2 separate regions of the Homo sapiens genome follow, and region 1 is linked to region 2. A link is a contact called in ENCODE Hi-C or POLR2A ChIA-PET data. All regions are on one chromosome and are shown on one strand. Each heading gives the region's core, a stretch centred on a gene start or an enhancer-like site at or near the end of the contact. The rest is flanking DNA. Distances are from core to core; before and after follow the strand shown. Region 1 overlaps DTNA (dystrobrevin alpha). Region 2 holds the start of DTNA-AS1 (DTNA antisense RNA 1).

Region 1 (7,017 bases), core at 3,596-6,095, 38 kb before region 2:
TCAACAGAGTGAACAGGCAACCTACAGAATAGGAGAAAATTTTTGCAATCTATCCATCTGACAAAGGGCTAATATCTAGAATCTACAAAGAACTTAAACAAATTTACAAGAAAAAAAAAAAACAACCCCATCAAAAAGTGGGCAAAGGATATGAACAGACACTTCTCAAAAGAAGACATTTATGCAGCCAGCAAACTTATGAAAAAAAGCTCATCATCACTGGTCATTAGAGAAATGCAAATCAAAACCACAATACGATACTATCTCACACCAGTTAGAATGGCGATCATTAAAAAGTCAGGAAAAAACAGATGCTGGAGAGAATGTGGAGAAATAGGAACACTTTTACACTGTTGGTGGGACTGTAAATTAGTTCAGCCATTGTGGAAGACAGTGTGGCGATTCCTCAAGGATCTAGAACTGGAAATACCCTTTGACCCAACAATCCCATTACTGGGTATATACCCAAAGGATTATAAATCATTCTACTATAAAGACACATGCACACGTGTGTTTATTGCAGCACTGTTCACAATAGCAAAGTCTTGGAACCAACCCAAATGTCCATCGATGATAGACTGGATTAAGAAAATGTGGCACATATACACCATGGAATACTATGCAGCCATAAAAAAGGATGAGTTCATATCCTTTTCGGGGACATGTATGAAACTGGAAATCATCATTCTCAGCAACGTAACAGAAGAAGAGAAAACCAAACACTGCATGTTCTCACTCATAAGTGGTAGTTGAACAATGAGAACACATGGACACAGGGAGGGAACGTCACACACCAGAGCCTGTCGGGGAGTGGGGGGCTGGAGGAGGGATAGCATTAGGAGAAATACCTAATGTAAATGACGAGTTCATAGGTGCAGCAAACCCACATGGCACATGTATACCTATGTAACAAACCTGCACATTGTGCACATATACCCCAGAACTTAAAGTATAATAATTTAAAAAAAAATAAAAAGAAAGATTTGGAGGGATCAGAATATCCAAATCTATCATTCTTCCCCTGGTCCCCCGAATTTCATGTCTTTCTCACATTGCAAAATACAGTCATCTCTTCCTCATAGCCTCCAAGTCTTACCTCATTCCAGCATCACTCAAAAGTCCAAAGTCTCTTCTGAGACTCAAGGCAAGTCCTTCCACCTATGAGCCTGTAAGATAAAAATCAAGTTATTTGCTTCCAACGACAGTAATACTACAGGCATTGAGTAAACATTCCAAAAGGGAAAAATCAGCCTGAGGAAAGGAGTAAGAGGCCCCATGCAAGTCTGAAACCCAGCAGGGCTGACCTTAAACCTTAGTGCTCCAAAATAATCCTTCACTCCTTGTCCTGAAACCAGAGCACACTGGTGCAAGGGATGGACTCCCAACACTTAGGGCATCTCCACCTCCATGGCTATGCAGACTGCCACCGAGTGGCTGCTCTCCTGGATTGGAGTTGAGTGCCTGTGGCTTTCCAGGCTCAGGATGCAAGCTGCCAGTGGCTCTACCATTTTCCCAACTGAAGGACAGCAACCCCCTTCTCACAGCTCCACTAGGTAGTGCCCTGGTGAGGACGCTGTGTGGGGCTCCAACCCCACATTTCCCCTTAGCACTGCCCTAGGAAAGTATCTTTGTGGAGGCTCCACCCTGCGGCAAGCACCAAGGCTTTCCTCTGATACATCCTCTGGAATCTAGGTGGAAGCTGCCAAGCCTCCTTCACTTGTGCATTCTGTGTGCCTGCAGGCTCAACACAACGTAGAAGCCCCCAAGGCTTGCAGTTTGCACTCTCAGAAGCGGCAGCCTGAGCTGTACCTGAAGCCCTTTAAGCAAAGGCTGGAGCCCTAGCAGCTGGGATGCTGGGAGCAGTTTTCTGAGGCTTCACAGGGCAGCAGGGTCCTGGGCCTGGCCCCAAAACCCATTCTTTCCTACTGTGATCCTGGGCTGGTGATGGGAGGACTGTCCTGAAGCCTTCTGAAATGCTTTTAAGGCCTTTTTCCCATTGTCTTGGCTTGATAATATTTTTAATTTCCTTAAAATACTTATGACCATTGACTAGTAATTTTACTTTTAGGAATGTCTAAAATGGAAATATTTTTGGCCCAGAATTTATAAACAAGGATACTGATCCCAGTATTATAATATCCTTGTGAATCAAGGATATTGATTCACAGTATTGTGAAAACAAATTTTCACTGTAAAACAAACTAAATGCCCAACAATGAAGAACAAGTTAAATAAATTATGGAACATCTGCATGATGGAAACCATTTAAAATGTCCTTTTTTTTTCTTTGAGAGAGACAGTTTTGCTTTTGTCACCCAGGCTGGAGTCCAGTGCCTCAATCTTGGCTCACTGCAACCTCCACCTCCCAGGTTCAAGCGATTCTCCTGCCTCAGCCTCCGAAGTAGTTGGGATTACAGGAAAGTGCCACCTTCCCTGGCTAATTTTTGTATTGTTAGTAGAGACAGGGTTTCACCATGTTGGTCAGGCTAGTGTCAAAGTCCTGGCCTCAAGTGATCCACCCACCTTGGCCTCCCAATATGCTGGGATTACAGGTGTGAGCCACTGCACTCAGCGCCTAAAATGTCTTATAAAAGTGTTTTGTGAAAGAGGATATGTTTTTTATAAAATGCCATCTACTATCTAATCCTAATATTAAGAGGGAGGGGGGGAAAAGGCAAAAAATGATAGAAATAAAGCAAGGTATCCTTAATGACTGTCCATGGGTAATAGATTAATTTTCCTATCTTTACTTTCCTATGTTTTCTGAATTTTCTTCAGCAGATACGTATTACTTTCGCAATGTTGTGATATTAAGTTAAAAGTGAGAATTTGAAATTGCATACTCAATGTGAATGCAGCTACGTATAGAAGAAGCAAGAAGACTATCAGCTGCAATGTTAATAGTATGGTTTTTATCTTCTTTTGTATAATTATTGGAGTTTTTCTATATGTTAAGAAATCAGGACAAAAATGATTTTGACAAAGAAAGGACAAAAAACAAGGCCCACTTCTTAGTTTATGAAAAGCAGTATAGGAGAACAGAAGGGAATTATAATAGGCTCCTCCTGCTGCAGGTTTGAGAAATATCACTTCAACTAGTTTAAAAAATTTAAAAAAATAAAATAAATAATTTTTCATGCAGAAATATTTTACATGAAAAGTAAAATTTCCCCACCTAAAATTTCTATTCTCATCCCAGGATAAAACTGTTGAGGGCTTTATATATTTCCTTCCAGTACTTTTTTCAAAGAATATTATAAAATAAAGTATTTTTCTCAAAAAAAAATAAAAAGGAGGAATCAGCTTATGTAAATAACAAGGACTTGGGTACAGTTGGCTGCAGACTCATTTAGATCCAGAGGCCCAAAGGGCATCCCCAAGTTCTCTTCCCTGTTTCAAGGCTTTGCTTGTTTCTGCTTAGCTTTCTTCAGTGATTCCTACTCAAACACAAAACCAAACCTTATGCCTCTCACTAGCTCCTGGAAAGAGGCTTCCCAAACAGCAGGTAAGATGGCTGCCAGTAGCCCCCAAATCACACCCCACCAGCTTCACTTTCTGAGCAGGAGATTTTTCTTAATAATTCAAAGATCCCAGCAAGTAAGTGAGAAAGCCTGGCTTGGGGTGTGTGTACAGCCCTGAATGGTCACCATGGCCAAGTGGGTGGGGTATTCTGACACCCGGGGTCCCTTCAGTTGTGCACCTCTATGTCTGAAGGAAAACACAGGCAGCCCCACCACAATTACCTGGAAGAGAGTCCCAGAGAAGTCACAAGAAAAAAAAGAGGAAAGGGAATATTGAAAAGAGAGTATGATGTCAATGTCAATGGCAGGAACTCATAGGTATAATACCAAATGTCTTACAAAATCATCTTATTCAGTCAGTCCTCGTGGAATTATATAAGGAAAATTATTATGTGCACTTTCAAATAAGGAAATGGAGGGTAAGAAAAACAAGTTATTTGCTCAAGTACATGCAGGTAGTACCTGGCAGCAAGGAGATTTGAACTCAAGTGTGTCTAATGTCATTGCCAAACCTCCCCTCTAAAATGTTTTGTCTTCCTTGAGTTCTTATGGCTGCTTTACCTGCAATCAAGAGACAGAGAGAGACATTCTGTGTTTCTGTGTGTGAGAAATGGCACAGGGGCAACTAGAAGTTTTAATACCTTCCTGTAGGTGGCAGGTTGCTGCTCTCTCCTTCAGAACCCCGCTCTGAGGAAAGCTAAGGAAGAGAACAGGACGTCTGAGTGTGTGACTGAGGTAAAATGTTGTATATTTTTCACACTTTAAAATCAGATGTAGGATTCAAATAAACTAAAATAATTTAACACTCAAATTTTTAAAACTTCTGAAGGAGGCTGGGCACATTCCATATTGGGCATTCAAAGAGTATTTTCCACAGCATACGAGGCACTCTCAAAGATACAAAAGTAAACACACTCTAAATTAGGACACAAAGAAAAGATGGAAGATGGGAAATTCAAGGTGGAAAGACATAAATGGCAACCAGAAATAATAGTCATTGTAGATCTGGCAGTTCCCCAACCAAAGCAGACAATCTGAAAGAAACCTAAGGTTATTTATACCTGCTGAGGATTTACTCTACCCAGTGATTAAACCTCCAGGACACACTAGATAAGTCTAGAAGAGCTTTAAGACTTCAAGATTTGTGTTTTCTTAACCTTGCTGTTTCTTGTCCTTGGTTCTGCATGAAAAAACTCATCTCTCCACAGTTCCAAGGAATAATTCCAAAAATAAATGTAGGCATTTGCTTGAACCAGGACATTGTGTCCCCAGTTTTCTTTCCGAAGCCTACAGGATGTACGAGTTGCTCTTGAAGCCTGTCTGCAGCACAACAAATCCAAGTTCTGCATTTGCTCCCCAGCTGAGTGACTGCACTGGGCAAAGCTGCACTTAACAGATAATACCCATGGGGGAACTGCTGGGTGAGGAATTTGTAGTGAAAAGCACTGACAACAGCTTGAGATTTATTTAGCACAATTTATTTAGTTCTTCATTCAGAAGAAGTAAAATTCCATGCATGAGGTAATGTATGCAAAAGTGCTTTAAACTTGAAGTGTTAAAGCAGTACACAGTTGTTGGGGGCTCTGATGTGAGAATGGCCAGCCTGTTCTCTGGTTAGTCTGGAGCTAATTCCTTCAAGAATCACAGGTCAGAAGTGTTGCATTGTGGCCCCTTGTTCAGTCTTGGCAAAAACTGAGGGAACATGGCAAAGTGGGAAGAATATAGACCTTGGAGTCAGATTTGGGTTCAAATATAGTAATTTTCATGGCTCTGGGACCTCTCTGTGTCCATATGTCCTCATTTGGATAACCCAGTTGTCAGCTGGGACTTCCTAGCCCCTTGAGGGCTCACATAAAGTTGGCTCAAACCAATTCGAACCCTTTTCACCACCTTTGGGAATACTGGAGTTACTGTCCCCTAACCTGTTATTCCTCTCACCCTAATATCTATGCACATTGTGTTCTCTTTTCCCCCTTTATCAAATTGCAAGTGAAACTCTGTCCCCTCACTGGTGACCACCAAAGAGCTCACTCATGTTGGTGTGTCCAGTAACTTCACTGAAGGTTTGGGGTTGGCAAGGACTGGTGTGGGGAGGCTCACAGCCTTTGATGTCTCTCCAGAAACCTCTATCTGCTTTTTTCACCCTTCACATATGCCTCCAGATAGTTTCCTAGGAACACAAATATTTTCCCTCTTACTATGCAGAGAAATTTAGCTCTCTTCTGTTCTTGTTCCAAGTTTTCATACTCAAATGCATCAAGATGCCCAGAACAAAGGGTCTTCCAATGGCCTCCTCTGAAAGCAAAGCTATAAATAGAAAAAAAGGGTTATCTGTTATCTTTTGAAAATGGTGATAATTTCTACCTTGCTATTTTTCAAGATTTGTGGCCGGGCGCGGTGGCTCACGCCTGTAATCCCAGCACTTTGGGAGGCCGAGGCGGGTGGATCATGAGGTCAGGAGATCGAGACCATCCTGGCTAACAAGGTGAAACCCCGTCTCTATTAAAAATACAAAAAATTAGCCGGGCGCGGTGGCGGGCGCCTGTAGTCCCAGCTACTCGGGAGGCTGAGGCAGGAGAATGGCGTGAACCCGGGAAGCGGAGCTTGCAGTGAGCCGAGATTGCGCCACTGCAGTCCGCAGTCCAGCCTGGGCGACAGAGCGAGACTCCGTCTCAAAAAAAAAAAAAAGATTTGTGCGAATTTTAGATAAAAGGGATATACAATACTTTGCACAAAGTACAGCACATAGCAAGTGCATAATGAAGAAATGATGATGATGATGATTCTGTATTGGGTAGCCAGTGTTTGCAGTAACTGTACTTCTTTGAGTATCACTTATCACAATTATAATTAATTATTTGTGTAATCATCTCTTAATGTATGTCTCCCTGAAGTTCCCTGATGGCAGAAACTGTTTCTGTCTTGTTTACCTGTGTGTCACCAGTGCCTTGTACAGTGCCTGGCCCACATATTTAACTCTTTATTGTATTAATGAATAGATAAATGGTCAAATGGAGAGTGTTAAATGTGGAGAGTTTTTCTTTCTTTACAGTTTTAACTTTATAGGGGAAAGAAGTGACAGGGCAGGTGAGGGATGGTGAAAACTCTGAAGATGTTGGAACATTGTCAGCTGTCTAAGTGTTTGGGAAAGATTAGCAGAGACTCCATTTCTTTATTCACTCATTCTTTCTGTGCATTTTCTACTCTCACCACCAAATCAGTCTCCTCCCTATCCAAGTTCCATTTATTAGTATCCCTGAAGCTGAAAAGAAAAGAGAATATTTATTTGCCTGTTTCCACACTGTCTCACTAACACCATGATCATTACATTTTCAGACTAGTCCAGTGAAACCTACCTTACCCATAATTTATTTGAAGTAGTTTATTTTTCCCCCTAATTTTCTTCATGGCAGGTATTTTGTTTTTCAGCTAACTTGTTGGATTGCCTACTAATCTAACTTTAGTGTTATAGCTTTTTCTGAAGAGGACAATGTGC
Region 2 (6,738 bases), core at 1,629-4,128:
TCACATAGCACATTTTATTAGTATATGACTGGTAAAGATAAAAGTTCAATACATGCCTTTATATCTGTTATGGACCATAAACATGGGCTTAGAAAAAGAAAATATGTAGAAATGGAGAAAAGCAGACATTTATTGATAGTCTAATGTGTTCTAGACAAAGTCTAGAGATTAACTCATTCAAAGGAGGGTGGGAGGAATACTAGGAGCTCAGGTCTTGATGTAACAAGCAGCCCATCTGCAGGGTATTGAGATGAGACTGACCAAGGCTACGAGAGATTCTGTGGTAGAAAGTGGTGGGCAATGTCGTTAGGCAAGTAAGCTGGAAAGAAACTGCAGACGAGCTTGGATTCTGAGCAGAGCTTTTAGACCTGATGTTCTGGGCATCAGGAGCCATGCTGGACTCCTAAGTGGGAGAGTGAAATAAGGAAAGTAGTTTAAGAATATAGGGAATGTGTTCCCTCTAAGTTAGGAAGGAACTGGAAGCCACAGTAAAAGAAAGGTTGTTTTAGAAAGGCATGTCTTCCTCTGAGATTGACAGGAAGGATCACAAGAAAGTTGTTAGTAATAAAAATGAATACTTATGCAGCATTTACTGTGTGCCAGACGGTGTTTAAGTGCCTTAGGTATATTCACTCATTTATCCTTACAACAGTCCTGTGCAATAAGTACTATTATTATCATCATCCCCATCTTCCAAGTGAGAAAACTGAAGCTCTAAAAGCAATTGGCCTAAGGGCACACAGAGAAGATGCTCAGCAGTCAGTACATGGTCACCTAACAGCCACATTCTAATGACCAATAGCAATGCACTTTAAATGCTTATTTGATGATAGTATCTATATCATCTCGCTGTTTCACTGTAGGTCACAGCTTGAGCAGACTGTTTTCAGAAGTGGTGGACACAACAGGGATGACATTGTGTTTCTTGATCCAAGAATATGGTTTACAACCTAATCTCCAATGTTGATTACATGTGTGTGCTCTTTTTCCCTAGAACCTGAGGAACTTGTCCTTGAATAGGACAGACCTGTTCAAGTCTTAAAGTTATATTTATATTCTAATAAAAATAAAATTAGGGGTAAGGATCATATCTACAGTTGTTTTATTTGTAAACATTGTAAATTTCTTTCTGCACACATGGCATACCTTATGTGTCCTTTTTCCCCGCACTAGGGGCTCAAGATCTGGATCGCATCCGACTCTCCACCTACAGAACAGCATGCAAGCTTAGGTTTGTTCAGAAGAAATGCAATTGTAAGTATGCCAGTTGTTTGGACTAATTACCATCATGAATCCTATAGTTTACATTTGGTACTAAGTTTATTAAACTAGATTCTGTTACAAATATTGCTAATATTGTTATATATGTTTACACAACAATAAAAGGGGTATTATGAGGCACAAATGGTAGAGATGACTCCTAAGTAGTCTTGAAATCTGAAAATGCTTAAATACTAAAGCATATGAACCGTTTAGTTCATACTAAAAGGATGAACCTCTGGATACATATACAATATAATTCTGACCTTGGAATGGTTTAAATCTGGATGGATGTTTTTCTTCTTTTCTCTAACCTTGGTATCATAAATGCAGTGCCATCAAAATGGTTTCCAACATCATTCTCAGCAAACTATCGCAAGGACAAAAAACCAAACACCACATGTTCTCACTCATAGGTGGGAACTGAACAATGAGAACACACAGGAAGGGGAACATCACACTCCGGGGCCTGTTGTGGTGTGGGAGGAAGGGGGAGGGATAGCATTAGGAGATATACCTAATGTAAATGACGAGTTAATGGGTGCAGCACACCAACATGGCACATGTATACATATGTAACAAACCTGCACATTGTGCACATGTACCCTAAAACTTAAAGTGTAATAATAATAAAATAAAATAAAAATGGTTTCCAAGAACTTTATAAAATATCAAACATTAAATCCCCCTTATATTTGTATTTTCTTTTACAAGCACAGGAAAATATTTTAAAGCTTTTGGAAAACATTTAAGTTTTTTTCTGAAAGAACAAAATTAGCTCTTTGTGTCAGAGTTTTAACCACATTTGTTTACATGAGACAAAAATAAGAAAAGAGACAATACTTAAAGAAACAAAGGAACTTGCTCCAGTTTTTTTTTCAAATTTAAAAGTGTAAGCAATAAGCTAGATCACTAGTAACAATGAGCAGTCTTATTCTCTGCTGGGTCAACACTTCCATTGTATTACCATATCCATTTTCTCTTGGAAAAAAATATTGATTCATAGTTCATGTGTAAGAACGTTTTCTTTTCTTTTTAAAAAGTTTACTTATTAAAAAAGTCTCATTTTTTAATTAATATTGGATGAATTTTTAAAAATGAAAACCGTAATGTTCTCCTGATACATACACATAGTTCTATGATAACTGGCATGGTAATTAGACTCATGGTAAGGGTAGAAACCGGCATCTCCACATGTCTACCCTCTCAGAGTCTCTAGAAGATGTTTCCTAGGGCCCTGGGCAGGTCACCTTAGCCCCAGGCTTCTAGGCTTACAGCTAATCATGACTGTGAGGATGCAAAGTACGCATCTATTCCTCAAGTTTCTCCTCTACATCTTATTCCCCAGCCCCAGTGGATAAAAATGGGGCTGAAGTTTGGGGAAGGAGGGGATGGAAGAAAAATATAAGTAGGTTGTCTTATTTTCATTTTCTGTGGCTTATAACAGAATACTTGAAACTTTGCAATTTATAAAGAAAAGGAATTTATTTCTTACAGTTATGGTGGTTCAGAAGTCCAAGTCAAGGGGCTGCCTCTGGTGAGAGTCTGCTTACTAGTGGGACTCTCTGCAGAGTCTCAAGATGGTGCAGGGCACACATAGTAAGGAGGCTGAGCATGCTAACTCAGGTCTGTCTTCCCCTTCTTATAAGGCCACCTCACTCCTGTGATTACTCATGGATTAATCCATTCATGAGGGCAGAGCCCACATGACCAATCACCTCTTAAAAGCCCCACCTCTCAACACTGCCTCACAGGGGGTTAAGTTTCAACATGAGTTTTAGAAGGGACAAACATTCAAACCATAGCATTGGTCACACATCATATATGTGTTTTGACTCCTCACAGGAAGCTAAAGCAATCTAAAATGAGTAGTGAGAAAAGCATTACAGATGTTGAAAGAATTTGTTACTGTATTTGTAGTCCTAATGAGTCAATAAAAGCCATTTCCACTGCTTGCGATAGGGGCCAAGGAAAATGTTCCCACAGAAGAAGTTTCCTCTTCCCCTTCAAACACATCACCCAGATTACAAATAAAAGGAAGAATCTCCGTGTTTTCAGCAATTAAAAGGGATATGATTGTCCCACGTTCTTATCATGTGTTACCACTACAATGGCCTCAGAATTGGAGGGGAAGGCAGAGGGTAAGTGGTAGACACTCTGTCCTCCTTAGAGCTTTGCCAAGCGGAGCCTTCCTTAGGCTCCTTTCAGGAGAGCTAGAGATTTCCAATAAAAGACTACAAAATGGTAAGAAGGAACGCCCCCCCAAAAAAAGCAAAAAAAGGAAAACAAAGAAAAGAAAGAAAGGAAAAGGAAAAGGAAAGGAAGGAAGGGCTCAGGGAATCAGGGACTTGGCAACACTGCACTCAACATTAAGGTGGACACACTGTGTTGTCCCCACTCAACATTAAAGTGGACACACTGTGTTGTCTGCAGCTGTGGTCCACAGGCCTTATCCCATGCCTCCTGCTCTCTGAGAAAGGCACTTTCTCATTCTTGGGCATTTCCTTTTCCTCTTTCTGTTCTTTTCTGGTCCACATCCTTATCCTGCATCCAGAATTGTCTTGGAATTTCTTGAAAAACAGTAGAGAAGAAGTGAGGATGCTAATCCATCCCTGGGTGAAAATAGAAGCTTATACCTGTCCAGTGGCCCTTCAGTCTGTCCATTCATTGACCTCTTAATTCAGTTAAGTGTATAATGAGCTCCTGCTATGTGTTTGACATTGTGCTAGGTACCAAGGATAGTGTGATGATGAATGACATGCAATACCTTCCTTCAAGTTGCTCAAAATCTAACTGAGAATATGGGCTTTTAAGCAGATTTATAAAACCATGTAGAAAGATAATGATAGAAATATGTACATGGTATGTGAGAGCTTCAGGGAGTCAGTGCCCTGAGTTGTTGGGGGTGAGGGTCACTGGTAGGACTTTCCTAGAGAAGGAGATATCAGGAAAGTCTTATTTATTTTATAATGTACCTTATAAAATTCCTGTATTTCAGGATGAGAAAAGATATTACATTCTACAAAATTAGACAAAGTTAAGGCCCAAGGAAAAAAAACAAGCATATTTTGAATGCTTTGCTAAATTAAGGTTTTAAAAATTGTTTCTACCTTCATCAGAGGCATTAAATGCAAGTACTATATGTCTTTGCAAAGTTTTCCTTTCTAACAATAAATGCAACAGTTGTGATATTCAGAGGTATTTGTAAAATGCTTACATAATTGATCTTGGCTTATCTTAATCAAAGTTGAAACCTTCCTTCTAGAAAGTTAGCCAACCAGAAGCAGCAATGTTTACATGACATAACATTAGTCAACATTGAATATATTCGCTGATTAGAGGAAAGTAATTTTAGTCTGCAATAAACCTAACCCACAATAAATTATGATACCTTATAATGGAGTTTTTCCCTACAGTAAAAGAAATAAGAAACAAAATGTAGGTAGCATATTTGTAAGTGCATTTTTTTATTGGAAAGTGTCAGGCTGCTCTAACAAAAATACCATAAACTGGGTGGCTTATAAACAACATTTATTTCTCATAGTTCTGGAGGCTAGAAAATCCAAAATCAAGGCACTGCCAGATTTGGTATCTAGGGAGGGCAGCCTTCTGGTTCATAGGTGGCCCCTTTTCACTGTGTCCTCTCATGGTGGAAGAAGCAAGGCAGCCCTCTGGGGCTTTTTTTTTTTTTTTGACAGAGTTTCACTCTTTTTTCCCAGGCTGGAGTGCAATGGTGCAATCTCGGCTCACTGCAACCTCCGCCTCCCAGGTTCAAGCAATTCTCCTGCCTTAGCCTCCCAAGTAGCTGGAATTACAGGCATGCACCACCACGCCCAGCTAATTTTGTATTTTTAGTACAGACAGGGTTTCACCATGTTGGTCAGGCTGGTCTCAAACTCCTGACCTCATGTGATCTGCCCGCCTTGGCCTCCCAAAGTGCTAGGATTACAGGTGTGAGCCACAACGCCTGGCCTGGGGCCTCTTTTATAAGGGCACTAATCCCCACCATGAAAGTTCTGCCCTCAAGTCCTGATCACCTGCTAAAAGTCCCCACCTGGTAATACCATCGCATTAAGGGATTAAGTTTCAGCATGAGAATTTGGTGGGGCACAAACATTCAAACAATAGCAGAAACTCATTATAGTATTTACTTCGTAGAAATCAGTGGATCTGAAGTGAAAATAGATTGTTTACTTTTAGGTCCATACCTTATTTAAAATTTATTGCGTATACTAACAAAACTAAGTTTTAAAACTACATAAAGGAGGAAAAAACAAAAACGGCTGTTGTAAAACTATCACCTAGAAAAAAAATGAATACTGTCTGCATACAGCACAGACTGTGTATGTTTTCAGGAGATTTCTTTTTTATCTATTATCTAAATCCAAATTTCATAAATGTTGGTTAATTCCCTATAGTTCTTTCCCCACAGCCCTTGCCTACTTTGTTTATGATTTTGCATGTGGACAACTGGTTCCTATCACTGACATTCATGTTTATTTTCTTCTGTTCAATTCCTAATGTATGCTGAGAATAGTCAGTTCCCGGGATTCTAAAAGGACTCTGAACAAGAGGCCACTGTCACCCATGAACTAAATGAGGCCCAGAACCTACTTTTTTATAGAGAATGAACTAATGGATTTTATAGATGAATATTTGTAATCGATTTGATAACAGGGAACACTAACTTGTAACCCCAATTTTTAAAAATGCATACTCCCAAGAAGAATTATATTCTTTTTTTTTTTTTTTTGAGTGGAGTTTTGCTCTTTTTGCCCAGGCTGGAGTGCAATGATGTGATCTTGGCTCACTGCAACCTCTGCCTCCTGGATTCAAGTGATTCTTCTGCCTCAGCCTCCCAAGTAGCTGGGATTACAGGCGTGCACCACCACGCCCGGCTAATTTTGTGTTTTTAGTAGAGAGAGGGTTTCACCAGGTTGGCCAGGCCAGGTGGCATGAGCCACTGTGCCTGGCCAAGAATTACATTCTTCTCATTGGTAGACCAGCATTTTCTTAATGTACCCAATTATTGGATATTTAACTTCAGTAAAAATGTTGTGTAAATTCTTTTTCTCTCTTGTTATGTATGTACTGATATAATATCCCTGATTTTGTCCCTTGGTCCACAAAAAGAATGTTGACCAATCCCTGCTATAAAAGACACTTGTAAGTCCAGGCGTGGTGGCTCACACCTGTATTCCCAGCACTTTGGGAGGCCGAGGCGGGCGGATCACAAGGTCAGGAGATCGAGACCATCCTGGCTAACATGGTGATACCCCATCTCTACTAAAAATACAAATAATTAGCGGGGCGTGGTGGCGGGCGCCTGCAGTCCCAGCTACTTGGGAGGCTAAGGCAGGAGAATGGCATGAACCCGGGGAGGTGGAGATTGCAGTGAGCTGAGATCGTGCCACTGCACTCCAGCCTGAGTGATAGAGTGAGACTCCTTCTCAAAAACAAAAACACACTTGTAAAAAA

Evidence for each region. Hi-C counts contacts between places; a loop is a spot of excess contacts on that map. ChIA-PET counts read pairs that join two places held with the same protein, here RNA polymerase II (POLR2A). Pooled maps may share reads with other maps.
Region 1: a loop to region 2 is called in a map of mammary epithelial cell, with 2.8 times the contacts of the local background. The contact joins the enhancer-like site here to the promoter of DTNA-AS1 in region 2. A Hi-C loop is called at or near these places in 9 of 168 maps with a recorded cell type or tissue (Caco-2, Right ventricle myocardium inferior, cardiac septum and 4 more), 2 of 37 single-sample maps with no recorded cell type and 9 of 50 pooled maps. POLR2A ChIA-PET finds 5 or more read pairs at or near these places in 3 of 52 experiments (AG04449, AG04450 and BJ).

The regions. Positions count from the first base shown.
Region 1 is chr18:34,725,291-34,732,307 of GRCh38, forward strand. All of the region lies in intron 1 of DTNA (dystrobrevin alpha), which reads left to right. Among named protein-coding and RNA genes, the nearest start is that of DTNA, 19 kb to the left of the region's middle. Within about 2 kb of position 4,846, at least 5 of the 41 ENCODE cell types and tissues checked have a DNase peak (open chromatin) inside an H3K27ac peak, as active enhancers do.
Region 2 is chr18:34,764,788-34,771,525 of GRCh38, forward strand. DTNA-AS1 (DTNA antisense RNA 1) reads right to left here and starts at 2,879. Exons shown (of 5, transcript NR_199046.1): 1 at 2,756-2,879; 2 at 1,147-1,207. It overlaps DTNA (dystrobrevin alpha), which reads left to right. Exons shown (of 23, transcript NM_001386795.1): 3 at 1,174-1,254.